2 separate regions of the Mus musculus genome follow, and region 2 is linked to region 1. The links are chromatin loops, found by intact Hi-C in ENCODE. Cell type or tissue: heart. All regions are shown on one strand. Links, peaks and the distances in the headings refer to the core of each region. The heading gives the core; the rest is flanking DNA.

Evidence for each region. A loop is a pair of places that touch in the nucleus more often than their neighbours do. Peaks named below come from ENCODE experiments on the same cell type or tissue, not always from the same donor. Only the 100,000 strongest peaks of a DNase experiment are listed, where the experiment ranks them.
Region 2: it touches region 1 in a loop (6-fold over the local background); 5 of 42 quality-filtered maps call a loop at or near these places.

What each region holds. Positions count from the first base shown.
Region 1 is chr1:160,740,345-160,748,447 of GRCm38, forward strand. Rabgap1l (RAB GTPase activating protein 1-like) reads right to left here. Exons shown (of 21, transcript NM_013862.5): 2 at 408-587. The coding sequence starts at 545. Among named protein-coding and RNA genes, the nearest start is that of Gm37083, 47 kb to the right of the region's middle. In heart, for the core only: CTCF peaks have their summits at 3,131 (motif pointing right) and 3,920; no DNase peak of the experiment used is centred there.
Region 2 is chr1:161,166,909-161,175,011 of GRCm38, forward strand. Ankrd45 (ankyrin repeat domain 45) reads left to right here. Exons shown (of 8, transcript NM_001368766.1): 8 at 804-3,599. It also overlaps the pseudogene Gm51252. Among named protein-coding and RNA genes, the nearest start is that of Tex50, 12 kb to the left of the region's middle. In heart, for the core only: a CTCF peak has its summit at 4,010 (motif pointing left); a DNase peak (open chromatin) is centred at 4,003; H3K4me3 peaks cover 669 bases; H3K27ac peaks cover 269 bases; H3K27me3 peaks cover 1,169 bases.

The DNA.
Region 1 (8,103 bases), core at 2,022-4,521:
ACATAACAGAAAAATCTTTCAATTAAAACCCAGAAGAAAAAGAAACAGTCAAATAAATTTATGTAAGAATTAATCAGTAAGTTTAATTCACATATTACTTTTTCTCTATTTCCCAACTATTTCTTCCTCCAAGAATTTATCAGAAGGTAAATAACCAAAAGATAATTGAGGGAAAAAAACTTTTTAAAAATCAAGCCAAATAATTAGCCTCTGGATTAATAAAACATTAAGTATTTTTATTACTACAAGGTCGTCTGAAAGAGTCAACCAAACCCTGACTTTTATTATCCAGGTCAGTACTTTAAGAAATCCTTCAGTGCTTATCCCCAGATGAGCTCCAAATAGTTAGAAGGGAGAAAGAAATTCATGAAAAACAGTGCCATATTAGAAAAAAGAAGAAACAATACCTTCAGCTGTGGCTTCCCATCATCCTTTATAGAAGTGGCATCTGTGTGCTGAGAAACCAAAACAAATTCTTCACTGTTCAGTGTGGCCACAGAATCAGATGACCCACTAACCTTCTGGAACGAAGCTCTGACCTCCATTTCAGTTCTGCAAACCTCTCTGCCCACATCCACCTGGAACAACTAAAGAGTAACAAAAGAAAAAGTAGAACCTGATTAAAAACAAACTAAAACTAAACTAAGAATCTTTTTTAAATGGTTCATATGAAAAAGAATCCCGGCAAGCAAATTATCTCCAAATGTGGAAGGCTATCTTCTTGGACTAGGCCACTCAAAGAAATGCACTCTCTCTGCTCTTAACTTTCAGACTAACAGAATACTGTTACCTGAAAAACACAACCCAGCTGTACCTCAACCAGACAGATTTACCTCGACTCAACTCTCTATTTTGTTAAGAAATACTACAAGTTTTTGTTTCAATATAGAGAGGGAGAAAAGTAAATGTATGACTAGAAACAAATTAACACACACACATACACAGGACAGAGATGGACAAGGGAGAGGGAAAAGGAGAGTAGGAGGGGGAGGGGGAGGGGAGGGGAGAGGGAGGGAAAAGAAGGAGAGGGGAGGGGGACAGGGAGGGGAGGGGGAGGAGAAGAGATCCCTGTAATCTCAGCTTCTCAGCCTCCCAGGTTTAAGACAGGGAAAGCCTTTAAGCCCAGAAGTTTAACAAGGTAAAAAAAACCACACACACACATAGTAAAACCCTATCCAATAAAATGTATTCAATTACTTTATTAAATCCAAAGCATTTCAAAAAACTTATCTCCTAAAGACCAAGTACCATACTTAAAATATTTTGCGGTTAATGAAGTTGACAAATGAATATAAACTTTAATACTCTAAGATGTGTTTTTCTTCTCTGGAGATATTAATATTTTACAACACTCAAAAGGTAAAATTTCATACATTTGTATTCATGTACCAAGTTAGGTCTCAATAATCATATTAAATGAAATTCCATTTTCTTGCTAGATCTATAGTCTCACAGAAACTCAAATTTCTAGAAGTTCATAAATTTATTCACACAACTAATTCTGACTGAAGATATTACATACTACATAACAGACAGTGATCTTAGTCCTCGGCTACATGCCTGAAGAAGGCTGGACAAGGTAGACATTGTTCCAACGCTTAAACACTAGTGAGGAAGAAAAGAAAAGGAGGGAGAGGAAGGAGGATAAAGAGAAAGTGGGGGACAGTGAGTGAGGAGAAGAGGGAGAGAGTGAAATCGGTCCAAATCTAAAAGTTTAAAGAGTAAAACAGCAAACGACAGAGAAATGGTGCAGAGCGTGGGATAACCTCAAGTAAAGTGGCAGAAAAGAACTCTTAGAGGATGGCCTCGTTCTTAATAGCTGAGTAGTATTCCATTGTGTAAATGAACCTGAGTTTTGCAGGCAAATGGATGGAACTAGAAAATATCATTCTGAGTGAGGTAATCCAGACCCAAAAGGACATGTATGGTATGTACTCAGTAATAAGTGGATATTGGGGGGGGGAAAAAAAACAAGATACAGTCCACAGAAGTCAAAAAGGTCAACAACAACAACCTGAAGTGCTTAAGTGGGGATGTCTCAGTCCCATATGGGAGAGAGAAGAAAGCAATCACAAGTAGGGAGGGAGGGAGGGACCTGGGAGGGAAAGTGGATGGGGGAGTGAGGAGTAGGGTTGGGGAGAGGGGATACCTGATCTGGTATCCAGTGAGCAAAAAGGACTGAAGTCCTGAGGGCCAGCAGAAAGAATGTAAATAGACAACTTCAGGAAATAGAAGGTTAATGGGACACCCCCCCTCACCCCACGGTCCCCCCCCCCCCCAGAGACCTAGGAAGTGAGAGACTCCCAGGACTCAAAGGGAGGGACCTTTGATAAAATGCCCAACAGTAGGGAGAGGAAACTTATAGAGCCCACCTCTAGCAGGAAGACAGAACATCAAGTGAGGGATGGGATTGCCATCCCACAGTCACATCTCTGACTCATAATTGTTCCTGTCTGAAAGAATTACAGGTATGGAAATGGAAAGGAGCCTGAGGAAAAGAAGGCCCAGCAACAGGCCCAAAGTGGCATCCAGCTCAAGTGGAGGTCCCAACAGCTGAAAGAGTCAGATGCAGATATCTGCACCCAACCAATGGGCAGAAGCTGCTGACCCCTGTGGTTGAGTTAGGGAAGGCTGAAAGAAGCTGAGGAGAAGGGTGATCCTGTAGGAGGACCAGCAGTCTCAATTAATCTGGACCCCCAAGATCTTTCAAATACTGGACCACCAAACAGGCAACATACACCAGCTGATATGAGGCCCCCAACACACATACAGTAGAGGACTTCCAGGTTCATTCAGAGATGATGCACCTAACCCTCAAGAAGGTGGATGGAGAGGGGCTGGGAATGGAATATGGAGTGTAAAAAATGAATTACAAATAAAATTAAATTTAAAAAAGAACTCTTAGAGGAAAATACATGAGCAAAAACCTAAATGAAAAAACAAATCTTAAATCAAATAGTGTTCACTGTGAATAAACGAGTAATGTGAGGAGGGCAGAATAGGCAGGCTGGCCTGAAGAAGACCAGATCCTGCACTCCATGGCCTGTCCAAGAACAAAGTCCCGAGAGATGTTCTTTCAAAGACAGCACTTTTCACTGCAGATAAACATGGCTGCAATGTTCCACTTTGCCATTAGGTGGCACTAAAACCATTAATCTTGTCAAGAAAGAAAGAAAGGAAAGAAAGGAAGGAAGAGAAAAGAAAAGAAAAGAAAAGAAAAGAAAAGAAAAGAAAAGAAAAGAAAAGAAAAGAAAAGAAAAGAAAAGAAAAGAAAAGAAAAACCCAAGTTCAAATTGCACATTTAAAAATTACTTTTCAATGTTAAAAATAAAAATTCCCAGGAATATCCAAACAACAGAGGATTGCACTCGTTAAGTACCAGTCATTTACTGCTGTTATGTAAGTAAATCACTTTGTAAGGCCATTTATCTTCCAGGGGTTTTTTTTAACCACTTTATTGTTGTGTCTGAAACTCCAGCTTGAGTTAGCAATTCATGTCTTTTTCTCTTTTAAGCTGCACTTTTTATCCTTAGCAGCCAAAGCATCATGTAGCCTAAGAGTCTTTCTGTGGTCAGGCTTCTCCAACCCACTGTCAAGTGTTTCTATCTGATTCTAAATGCTGCCGTTCTTTTCCCTGGCACACTTGCTGTAGGCATCCTCTCACCATGCTGAATAAAAAACGTCCATGTGTCTCTATGCTCAGTCTCCCAAATTTCTATCCAAACACTAATTCCTCTCTAATTTCCTGACTTGGAATCCAAATCCCTTCTTACCATTTCCAAAGAAAAGCTTTATTGGTATCTTAAGTCAACTGTGACCAAATAGAATTTCTAATGAACTCTCCACACCTGTTTCTCATCCATGCTTCTCTTTTTAGCAACTAAGGCTCTTCTGCTAACTTAGTCAAACCAGAAACTAGATGGCACTCTTGCTTCCCCTCCACTGCTTCACGCATCACATCAGCAATAACGGATATGGTCAGCCTCCTCTAAAACAAGCCCTACCTCTACTTCAGGGGAAATACTCCAAGTAGAAGAAACTGCTGGAAGAGCATACATAAAAATAATGCATATGGAACCCAGCCTATATGCCATGCCTTACTTGGCTCAATATATTCTCTCATTACAGCACCTTAAACCAAATTCTTTCTCATGTTATAGTCGACTCTCAGGATTACTACATCTTCTAGTATTCATTTTCATTCATGCATTTAACACATTTACATGAGTCTCTACTATACACCAGACGCTATACTCATTAGTAAAACCACTGTTGTCTCTGTCTTCTTAAAGCTAACATTCTCATTTAAGATATAGGCAACCTAGAAAAAAAAAAAATCAAGATCACATCCCGAAAGGTGATGAGCATATGAAAATGCTATAAGGAAAATGCCTTTGTATGCTAATTAAAAATTAATTTTTTAAATTTAGATTTATTTACTTTATTTATATGAGTACACTGTAGCTGTCTTCAGACACACCAGAAAAGGGCAGCAGATCCCATTACAGATGGTTGTGAGCCACCATGTGGTTGCTGGGAATTGAGCTCAGGACCTCTGAAAGAGCAGTCAGTGCTCTCAATCACTGAGTCATCTCTCTAGAGCCCCCAAATTAATTAATTTTTAAAATATTTGTTTTTGCATTGCTGTTTCAATGGCTTCGTGTTTTTCATAGCAGTTGTGTACTGAAGTCTCTAAATCTGTGAAAATAAACTTTCTCCCTATATAAGTGTTTTATCATATTTTAAACAGCTAAACTAGGCCTGTCATGAATGTATAAGGCATAAGTGGGTAACAATCTGTTTTTATCATTTACTATCATAACATACAAATAAACGTATTAAAAAGTTAAAATGTATCAAAACATAGGCACACAAACATTAACAGACCATACACAGTACCATTACAAATATATAAAAATGTAAAAATTCAGGATCATCAATGTATAAAATGAACTGTAGCACATACCATAAGCCTGAACAACTTTGCCAACAGCCTTCTACTGATATCATAATGAAAGCTGTGAGTGTGACCTAATCATCTTCATGTGAGCAATTTGTCTCTTCAAGAAACTGCACGTGCTGCAAGAAGTGATCCCCTGACCTCTGTGCAGGTGTCAGACCAGACACTACCTCCAGGTGACCAAAAGAAAGAGAAGACCCATAGGAAGAAAAAGCACTCTGTTCCAAATAGAGAGAAGAGAGTGTCAGAAATTCACTAAGGCAATGACAGAACAATTGCAAAGTCCAGGAAAAGCAGACAGGTGCAAAAAAAAAAAAAAAAAAAAAGCCTCTAGAAAGTTCAGCACCCGGATAAACAAAGGAAACACGGAAGCCCACAAATTCAACAACGCTCTCCTTGCCCCAAGTGCACGCAGCCATCAGCCCAGTGGAAGCCAGTCCACCACCTCACCTTCCCTTTCTTGTTCCCCACTACCCCACGCCCTGGTATTTCCTTGTCTTCTTTCTTCCTTTTTTTTTTTTTTTTTTTTTTTTTTTTTTTTTTTGGTTTTTCAAGACAGGGTTTCTCTGTGTAGCCCTGGCTGTCCTGGAACTCACTCTGTAGACCAGGCTGGCCTCGAACTCAGAAATCTGCCTGCCTCTGCCTCCCGAGTGCTGGGATTAAAGGCATACACTACCACTGCCCAGCTCTTTCTTTCATGTTTAATGGCAGTTTTGCTTCCTTATATTTTTTAAAAACATTTTATTTACATATCTTTTATTATTGGGCCACCATTTTGCCTTTTGTTCCCCAACCCGACATGTTTCTCTCTACTACACTTTCAGTAATTGCTACTGCTGTTTTTCCAAAACGAATGGTAAACCTCTTTTTATTTTTACTCCCCTTCTTAAATTTACCTAATTTTGTTTCTAAACATTCTCATATTTTAAAAGTCTTTGTTTCTTTTCATTTTGTTTTCTAATCTCTTGCTCTTTTTTCTTCCATATCTTTCTTCATTCCTTGGCTTCTCATTTCCATTTAACTTGGCTTCTCCTTTATTTCTCTTTCCCTTCCTCCTTTCTTAACCTTTTCTTTTCTTTTTTTTTAATTGGGTATTTATTTCATTTACATTTCCAATGCTATCCCAAAAGTCCCCCCATACGCTCCCCCATCCACCCACTCCCACTTCTTGGCCCTGGCATTCCCCTGTACTGAGGCATATAAAGTTTGCACAACCAATGGGCCTCTCTTTCCTTTTTACACGTTAATCTTAAATGATTTTTCACATAAGAAGACATTTTTCCTAGTTAATTTTATTCATAAACTTGACACAGCCTGGAATCATCTGAGAAGAACCCTTGACTGAGGAGTTCCACAGATGAAACTGACTTCTAGACATGTCTGGGAGGAGTTGTCTTCATTAGTAACTGATGTAGAAAGGCATCAATACTTCATACTTAGGAAGATGATCCTGAGTATAAGGAAGCTAGCTAGCTAAGCATGAACCTATCTATAAGGAAGCCAGCAAGCAGAATTTTTCCATGGATTTTCCTTCAATTTCTTACTTATGTATAGACATGACTATAATGGACATTAAGTGTCTTTCTTTATCTTGCATAATTTGATATTGGTGGTTGTAGCCTCCCCTCCCCCACTGTTTACATCGGGATGGAGCTTGCTGCTCAATCTTTCTGCCACGCCCACTGCTGGAAGCTGCCGCTTTGCTGTTCCGGAGCCACGTGGTCACCCTGCTACTGGACTCCAGGATTATTTGGCAGGAATCAGGCCCCCCTTCCCCTCCTTCATAACTGAGTGTTGGAATAGTAAAATTGAGCTTTGATCAGGATGACTGTCTTAGCTACATCTTTATCTTGCGCCGCCTAGCCCCTCTTCTCTTCCAGGTTTCCAGGCTAGAACCCAGACCTGTGATCTGCTGGCCAGACACAACAGGTGGTATTGTCACAATTGTTTGTTTCATTCTCTATAAGTGATATTAAAGAATGAGGCCTCCTTGGTCCTGTGAAGGCTCTATGCCCCAGTATAGGGGACTGCCAGGGCCAGGAAGAGGGAGTGGGTGGGTTGGGGAGCAGGGGGAAGGGGAAGGGGATGGGGGTTTTCACAGGGGAAACTAGGAAAGGAGATACCATTTGAAATGTAAATAAAAAAAATATCTAATAAAAAAAGAATAAATAATGAGGCCTCAATCCAAGTCACACATAGTAGAAAGAGAGGCTCAATTCCTGAATATTGTCTTCTGACTTCCATATGGACTCAGAGGTGTATACACACACACACACACACACACACACACACACACACTAAATAAGGAAGGGAGGGAGAGGGAGGGAGGGAGGGAAGAAGGGAGAGACGGAAGAAGGGAAGAAGGAAGGAAATGAAAAAACAAAAGAAAGAAAATTTTAAAAAGACAACTACAGTGGAAAGCATCACCAATCATGATAAGCAGGAAGAAGAAAGAATAGTGACAGGAATGGAAGACAGGACAGAGGAATTCCTACATTCAAATAACAATAAGGAAAAAATAAGAATTACAACATTATGAAAGAGATCATAAAGAATTATATTATCTCTTAAAAGTTTATGAGAGGGCTGGAGAGATGGCTCAGCAGTTAAGAGAACTGACTGCTCTTCCAGAGGTCCTGAGTTCAATTCCCAGCAACCACATGATGGCCCACAACCATCTTGGGATCTGATGCCCTCTTCTGGTGTGTCTGAAGACAGCTACAGTGCACTAATATACATTATATAAATAAATAAATCTTTAAAAAAAAAAAAGGTTGGTTAAAAAAAGAGTTTGTGAGAGATGTGGTATTGTGGCATTATACTAAGACTAGATTACAAGAAAATTATAGACCAATAATATCTCTTAAGAAAAAAAAACCTCAATATACTAGAAAACCATGCCTAACAAACACATACAAGTTATATACTAAGTCTCTAAGACTGGTTCACCATTCAGTACCCTTCAGTGGGGGCTAGAGAGATGGCTCAGTGGATAAAATGCCTGCCATATAAGCAGTAGGACCAGAACCTGGATCCCAACCCACCCAAAGCCACACACAGCAGTGTGCACCTATATAACTCGGGTGCTGGAGAGTCAGAGACACTTAACTACAAGACAGACTACTAAACTATCTGCAGTACAG
Region 2 (8,103 bases), core at 2,883-5,382, 430 kb after region 1:
CTTCCAAAGGCATGTGGATTCGCATGCGCAGCACATTCAGGTTTACCTGTACCCAGCCCTCCACCCACACACCTACGCAAGGTGTTTGGTGTTGTGTGCCTATAATCCAAGAACTTGGAAGGCTGTAGCAAGAGGATCGTGAGTTTGAGGCTAGCCCGGGTTGCATAGCAAGACCCTGTCTCAGACACACAAAGAAACAAACCTTTAAGGCGGTAGAGAAGTGGGCTTAAGCCGGGGAGAACAGCCTGGCTTTCTGTCTGAAATGGTTTGGAGGGAGAGCAAAGTAGTCCAAGTCAAGCCCTGCAGTCCAGAAGCGAGATGATTAGACTTTAATACTGATCAGATAGTCCATTCCCACCCATCCCATCCCCACCACTGAGCTGTCCCAGTAGCCCTCACTCACTCCGCCTCACCTCTGCAGAGGAATTGCCTCTCTCCTCAGGTCCCTTACATTCCAGCCTTCTAGGCTTCTTCATATCATAAGATGCTATGCTGGCTCTGGTTGACACCTCTGAAATGATCCTTAACTTCACATCAAAGAAATGAAGACAGGAGAGGTTCAGCATCTTAATGGGAGTCCTCTTTGCAGTGGTCCATACGTACCAGGAGAATCGAGCATGTAGGAAGTGTATCCTCTTGGCTTTGCATACTATAGGAAAGTCAGAGGCTGTCAGGGCTTAATTAATGGCTGATTCGGGCCAGGATATACTGTTGTATTCTATGCCCATTGTTTGAAAAACTGGCTATATTGTGTTTCATATCTCAAGCTAATTAAATGTCATTTAAAAATCTGCTTCTTTCAGGCCAAGTGAAGAGTGCCAAATCGATAACCTAAGCCGTGGTCACCAGAGAAGTCAAGGATGTGCCTTTTACAGATGCCACATGGTGTAGAAGGCTACATTACATTTCAGTATTAAATACGACAAACCTGTTCCTCGTTCCTGCCAAGTTCAAGAAATAGATCCAGGGTTTTGCAGAAATGTCTGGGTACAAATTCAGTTACCTGGCTTTGTGTTAGACTGTTCAGAAGACTCACACCTGGCTCAGGGGCTGGGCCTCTGCTCCTCCAAGCTGGGCTCCTCCTGAGTCCTCCAAGCTGGGCTCCTCCTGAGTCCTCCAAGCTGGGCTCCTCCTGAGTCCTCCAAGCTGGGCTCCTCCTGAGTCCTCCAAGCTCAGTCCTCCTGAGTCCTCCAAGCTCAGTCCTCCTGAGTCCTCCAAGTTCAGTCCTCCTTAGTCCTCCAAGCTCAGTTCTACTGAGTCCTCCAAGCTCAGTTCTACTGAGTCCTCCAAGCATACAAGCACACAGAGAAGCTAATAGTTTTCTGTTTAACTGAGGCAAGAAATTTCCACTTGACTAGGGGATTCTATTTTTAAAAGATGCATGAAGCCATTTGTAAAAGAAAAGCAGGTGTTCCCTCTCTTTCAAAAAGCAAATACTAAGAATTGAAGTCCCCCCTCCCCGAGAGGTGGGGTCCTCTGGTTTTAGCTGTCTGAATTAAAATTCACCCGGAAGGTGGGATATAGTTTCTGAGGAAAGCCCACAAATCTGTGGTTTCCCCTCTCAGGGTTTGGCAGTACACGGTAACTGCCACTGTGCTGAGTCCCACCGGTCTCCCTTACATTGCCTGTGTTTTAAAGGCCATGGCGACAGAAAGGGTCCTCAGAAAGTACTCTTGGTAGTAAAATCAAGCAGGACCGCGAACTTCCTATTACTTTCCAACTTTCTGGGGGAAGTTTTTTATAGAAAATAGAACATGTATACTTAAAATAGGAGAATCATTTTATCACTTTCTCCTCATTGTCTTGCTATGCAAACTATTTTTCACTTTAGAGGAGAAAGAAAACAGGGGAGCCATTCAGTCATACTTGTCAGGTGATGTTCTCTTGGTCATGCTATTGAGGTCATCTTGTTTTAAAATGTTTCCCCAAGTTTCCACTTCTGAGATCTTTTCTCTATAGGAGCGATTGCCATTCAGCAGAAACCCGAACACTAGCCCGTCTCTGCGGCACCCAGAGTATTTGCTGCTCGTGGTAGGCAGAGCTCTGTGCTTGGTCCTTTTAGGACAATCTTTCAAGACACTTGGTGCACATGAGCACTGAGATCATTAGGAAGAGCCTTGGTGCCATTGGGGGATGGGTGGTGTTGTCATTTTTATTCTAAGCCACGTTTTCTGAGCCTTGATCATGAACACAGCAGTGGTCTCGAGGTCTCTGCTCCTCGTAACTAGGAGGGGAGGCTTTAAACGTACTTTTAGTCCCAGGTGAGACAAGCATTTTAAACCATCTGCTAGAACAGTTTCTCTCTCCCTCTTTGCCTCACACTCTTTGTCCTCAGATGTTTTATAGCCTTTGATACACTTGCTAGCACAGTATTTGTACAGTTCCTTGAATTGGGACCTTTATACCAACTTTCTCATAGTCTCCTTTTCTAATGAATGCCCCATCGGCTTCTCCTCTTCTTGACCCTCATTGTCAGATCCTCTCAGGATTCCATTAGGATTCTTGGTCGGACAATGGTGGTTCTCCACCCTATGACTATCCCCATCTTCAATATTACAAAGATCCAACCTTTCCTTCTTGGGGACATTTACAGCGCCAGAAGCCTCATTCTGTGTCCTGTGTAACTTAGCCTCATTCGGTGTCCTGTATAATTTACTCACATGCTTCTCTCTCCATGTGAATGAATATAGATCTTTATGAAAGGAAGACATTTTTGTTGAAAATCCTTTATTTTCAACAATTTTGTTGACATCCTTTATGAAAGGAGGCCTCTTTTTTGTTGGGGGCCTTCCTCATACCTAAAGAGCTTGTAAAATAGTAAGTCGGGGAATAGAAGTTGAATTGACGCACTTAGTACTACCTTACTCTCAGTACCTAGAATTGCTTAGTCCTACCTTGTACTCAGAACTCACTCCCTCTTCATTCATTTACGAAGTTGGATTACCATTATAGAAATGCTCCCAACCTTAGCTTATGCCTTGCCTATGTCAGTGTACCACAGACAAGCCATACGCACAGCAAACATTGTGGCTCTCTGTCTGCCCGCTCCCAACTGTGTAGTTCTGAATGTCATGGACCTGGTGGCCCCATGGCATCCTTGTATCTTATTTCAGAGACTCCTTTGATGTGGGGTCTGAATACTTACTTAAATCTGTGTATGTATAACTTCTGTTTTGCTAGAGATGATATCAATTATTACCTATTGTTGCACTGACTTATACGTAGATCAATAGGAGATTTAGATGCCCTTATGCTGTGAGTTTGATGTGATTTCATTAGCTGCATGGTGCTTTCTGACCTTGCATAGACTAATGACTTTTTAAAAAGCACACACTTAACAGTTCAGGAACGCCTCCACAGTATTTGAAAGGGAGGCAATTTAATGTTATGATCAGTTCTAGTTGGTAGTTCTTTAGGTTTTGTGTTTCATTGGTCATAAAAATGTAAAAATATAAAGGTATGGTATTAATGTAACATTAAAATAGCAACTGCTGCCTGTTATCACTGTCATGTAACAAAAGACATTTTAACTCCAAAAAGTAGGGCTACGTGGTGACAGTATGATCCGAATAAATGAAGCTTCATTACAGAATTTTATGTTACACGTTTTCTCATTTTATGCCTCGTATGATAGAACTTTTATCATATGCCAGAACTGACCTAGTGTCTAACTTTTCACGCTCTAGATGTCAAACTGATGTTTTAACATTAAACATTGTAAAAGGGCACAGGTTCGAATCTCCGCCCGCGCGAGCCCCATCCCTGGCCCATGGCCAAGCGGCGTGCGGCTGAGCCGCTCACGTTCCGCGTGCCTTGGAAGCGGCTCCTGCCCAGCGACTTCCCCGAGGAGCCGCCGCTCTGGGTCCCACCGGCTCGGCCCCTCAAGCGCCAGGGGGACGCGGGGGACCAGGGCGGAGCCTGCGTCTGCGCTCCACAAGCGACGCGGCGGCGGGGACCGCATACAGGAGCTGCAGGGTGCAACCTGGAGCCCGAGAGCCACCTCCTGGCGAGCAGGAGGAACACCGGGTCAGCCGGGCGGCGGGAGGCGGCGACAGGGTAGAGAGCGCAGGTAGCAGCAGACGGGTGCACAGCCAGAAGGAAGAGTTTGGGCAGTATAATACATTCCAGTATTGGAGGAGCCCTCTGCCGCCTATTGATCTGGCAGCTCTTGAAGATGTGAGTGCAAACAGCCTGACAGTTTGAGGACAAGAATGAAGGAGTTGAGATTGACGTGGAGTCCTGACAGAAGGATCTGAAGAAATGGGATCACTGAATTTGAGGAGACCTAAAGGAAAAGTTCTTTTCCATACTTGACATGATCCGTTTTTCAAACCTGAAAAATGAGGAAGGGGTTTGGGATAAATAACTACTGAATCTCCTAATGGAGAGCTGTCCAGGGTGTGGTACAGCTGCAGGCAAAATACTTTGTGTCTGCATTTTTAATGAAAAAAAGTTTTGTTCACGCTCTTGACTTTGAAGATGCTTATATTGGAAAAGGAGGTTTTGACAGTTTCAGAGGAAACACTCAGGTCTTCTGAACTTGTTCTGTCAAATGTTCCTTTGCACCACAAAGCTTATTTGTGGTGCATGGAATGAATACGTTTATACAGCTGAGGCTAATAAATTCTTGCTAGTACATCTTATTGGATCCCCTTGGTGGAACAAATAGGAGACGAGTATCGATGCAAAGTTAAAATGTGAGATTGTTTCTGAAAGCTAACCTTGTTTTACAAGAGTGTAAATTTAAACTAGTGAGAACTTCCTTTTGGGTAGCTTGTTTTACCTTTCGCTATTTGCTGTTTATTAAAACAGTACAGGCAACGAATCTAGCCAAACAATGGATAGAGAACAGTAGGAAGCAGCTGCCCGACCCTCCTCCCTTTTCTGAGATGAAAGAAATGATCTGGTCAGTTTACTGATTTTGTTTTGAGGACATTTTTTAATATTACTTTAGACCTGTAGTTCTTAACACTGATAGCACTTTAACCATTTCTGCTCCAGCCCTGGTCCTAGAGAGATGTCATTCAATTATTTGAAGGTGGCTTCACACAAAGGTTTTTGTTTTGTTTTGCACCAATTCTGCACTCATGTATTGTGCAGATCAGGCCAGAACCACTAGACTAGCAGCTTTTCCAGTTTAAGGAGATCACTAGTGTGAGCTGAAGCAATGTCTCTTCATTAGTTTTGTCTGTATCTTGTTATGTTATTTGATTTGTCATTCCTAAGTTATTGTGTTACAGTTTTGTTTTTAATAAAGTACACTGTTTATGTTTGGGAAAAAAGTATTGTAAAAGGCTCACAGTTACTCTAGTGTTCATCTAATATGTTCATCTAATATGTTGTACAGGCAAACCTAATCTCCCATTACAGACACTCCTCCTCTTACTGTGTGGTCCCATCATTTCTAATGTAGCAATGCAAGTTTCTGGTCTCTCTTGAATCCAGGGAGCCCATGACTATAGTTGACAATGGTTCCATGTCTTTTCCAATGCTAGGTTATAAGAGGTTGATTTGGCTTCTGCCTCAGTCTCTTAAGATACTGCCCTAGAAGCCAGTCTGTGGGGAGACAAACAAGGAAAGGAACTGAGGCTCAAGCCTGCAGCTCTGACTGTGCTCTGTTCATCCAGCCATTGCCCAGATCATGAAGGAGACATCTTGGAAATGGAGTCTCCAATCGAGCCCCTGTTTGAAGCTATGTGGAATGGAGACACACTTTCTCTGCTTACCAAAATCACTAACTTCTGAGATAAAGTTCTTGTCTTAAGGGGCACAGTTTTGTATTTATTTTTACACAAAAAATATAACATACGCATGTTAGAACTCAGAAATATGAAGTGGCACAACAGAGCTCAGAATATGTGGCTTTGTCCTGTAACTGGCTGGTGGGTCAAAGCTGTGAGGGTCTAGCGGGGAACATGAGTAACATGGCTGCCAGCCTCAGGTACAGCCGAGCAGAAGTCTTTCATTTCAGATCCTCTAAGAGGTTACTAGTGGGAGGAAGGAAGTGTCCCTGCAAGCTAGAGAGAAAGGCGGTCTTGTTAGGCGGTCCCAGGAAGTATTCCATAATGTTTAAGTAATAAACCCAGTGATTCAGTGATTATGTCCCAGCTTTGCCCCAGGGTCGCCTAGCCTTTTCTGAGCTGTGAAAGGAAGAAAGGAACTGAGCTGGAGAAGGGAACACAACAGCTTTCAAGTAAAAATGGGAAGAAACATAAATGTGCCACTAGTTAGAAATTGAAGTATCTCTTCATTTCCCAGCCTTTGTAGATGACACAGGTTATTATTAATCAAGAAATGACTTCCGGGAAAAGATAAAACCAGGAACAGACCATGGGAGTATCTGTTAGGAAATCAGAAACATTTAAAATGGCGCTCATTGAAGAAGCCCTGGGACTTTCAGATATTTGGGCATTTTCCATGTGGCTGGAGCGATGGTTTCTGCGTGTTCTAGGGAGGCCATCACTGTTGCATCCTGATGCAACACAACTGCCACATCTCTTTTTCCCAGCATAAGGAACGGTTTGATACACCTTTCTTAGGTCTAATGTCCACTCTTGACCAAATCAGCATACTGGGAGATGGCCAATTACGAAGAACTCACCTGCCTCACATGTCTCTCTCAGTCACATAGTATAGTCTACCATCAGAAGACAGGATTTGGGCAAAGCACACGCCGGCCTCTCAGTTCCCTGAGGCTATCAACGGTTCCTTCTGCTGGCTTTGTTCAAAATCGTGAAGCAACTCTGTTATGGCTTTAACAGAAGATGAGGTTGTGATGAAGACTCACCTGGCCATCCCTGCAGCTCAGTTAGGCACTGCCTCTGGCTTTCAGTACCGCATCTAAGCCAGAGCTGAGTATAAATTTTGTCCAGGTTTTCTGAGCTATGTGGACTTGGAGAACCTGAATCTTGAAACCTAAAAGTACAAGAGTTGTACTCACAAGGTTTGGTGGCACCAAGAAACGACAACAGTGGGACAGGAGCAGAACACAGCAGGGAAAAGTGATGGAAGGCAGTGGCGTGAAGTCAATGTGACAACTGGGAGTCAAATGCGAAAGCACAGGTGAAAGAAAGCCTTGTGAGCTAGGTCTCATGGGAGGTAAACTGAGGCAGCAAAGTGAATGTTCTCTCTGGTTTAAAATAACTGCACATCTATACAAATGAAGTTGCAGACTGGATTTCAGAGGCATATATACAACTGTTGATTGAAATTCAGTCTCTAGGACCTGAGACATGCTTTGGAGTTTCTTTAACACATACACAATGCAGAAGATGATAGAGTCCATCAGCTTCTTGCTGTGATGTTCCCCTCGGTGCTCTACGGCAGTACACTACAAATTGGTGATTCGTGTTCACTGAAGAAATTGTATTTGTTTCTAGTAATTAGATTGGAACCCCTGTCCCCAGTCACATGCTAGGCATCAAGAATTAATTGATGACTATGTCCTGAGGAGAAGTGGGTGACATTGTACCTTCAAGCAAAGAACTAAAATTCCATAGTGAGTTGAATGGAGGAAAATGATAACTTTGAGTATTGAAAGAGACTAAGAATGAGAATACGAATAGGAATAAGGGATGGCTCAGTGGTTAAGAGCACTGACTGGTCTTCCGAAGGTCCTGAGTTCAAATCTCAGCAAGTACATGGTGGCTCACAACCATCCATAATGAGATCTGACGCCCTCATCTGGAGATAGCTATAATGTACTTACATATAATAAATAAATAAAGTCTTTAAAAAATAAAATCTTAAAAATAAGAATAAGAGGAAGAAGAAATGGAAATTCAGGAATCAGGAAAGGAGACTAAAGGGACTGAAAGGGTAATGAGTGGATGTACTGGCTGGTTTTGTGTGTTAACTTGACACAAGCTGGAGTTATAACAGGAAGGAGCCTCCCTTGAGGAAATGCTCCATGAGACCCAGCTGTAAGGCATTTTTTCAATTAGTGATCAAGGGTGTGTGTGTGGGGGGTATTGTGGGTGGTGTCATCCCTGGGCTGGTGTCTTGGGTTCTACAATAAAGCAAGCTGAGCAAGCCAGGGTAAGCAAGCCAGCAAATCCCTCATGGCCTCTGTATCAGCTCCTGCTTCCTGACCTGCTAGAGTTC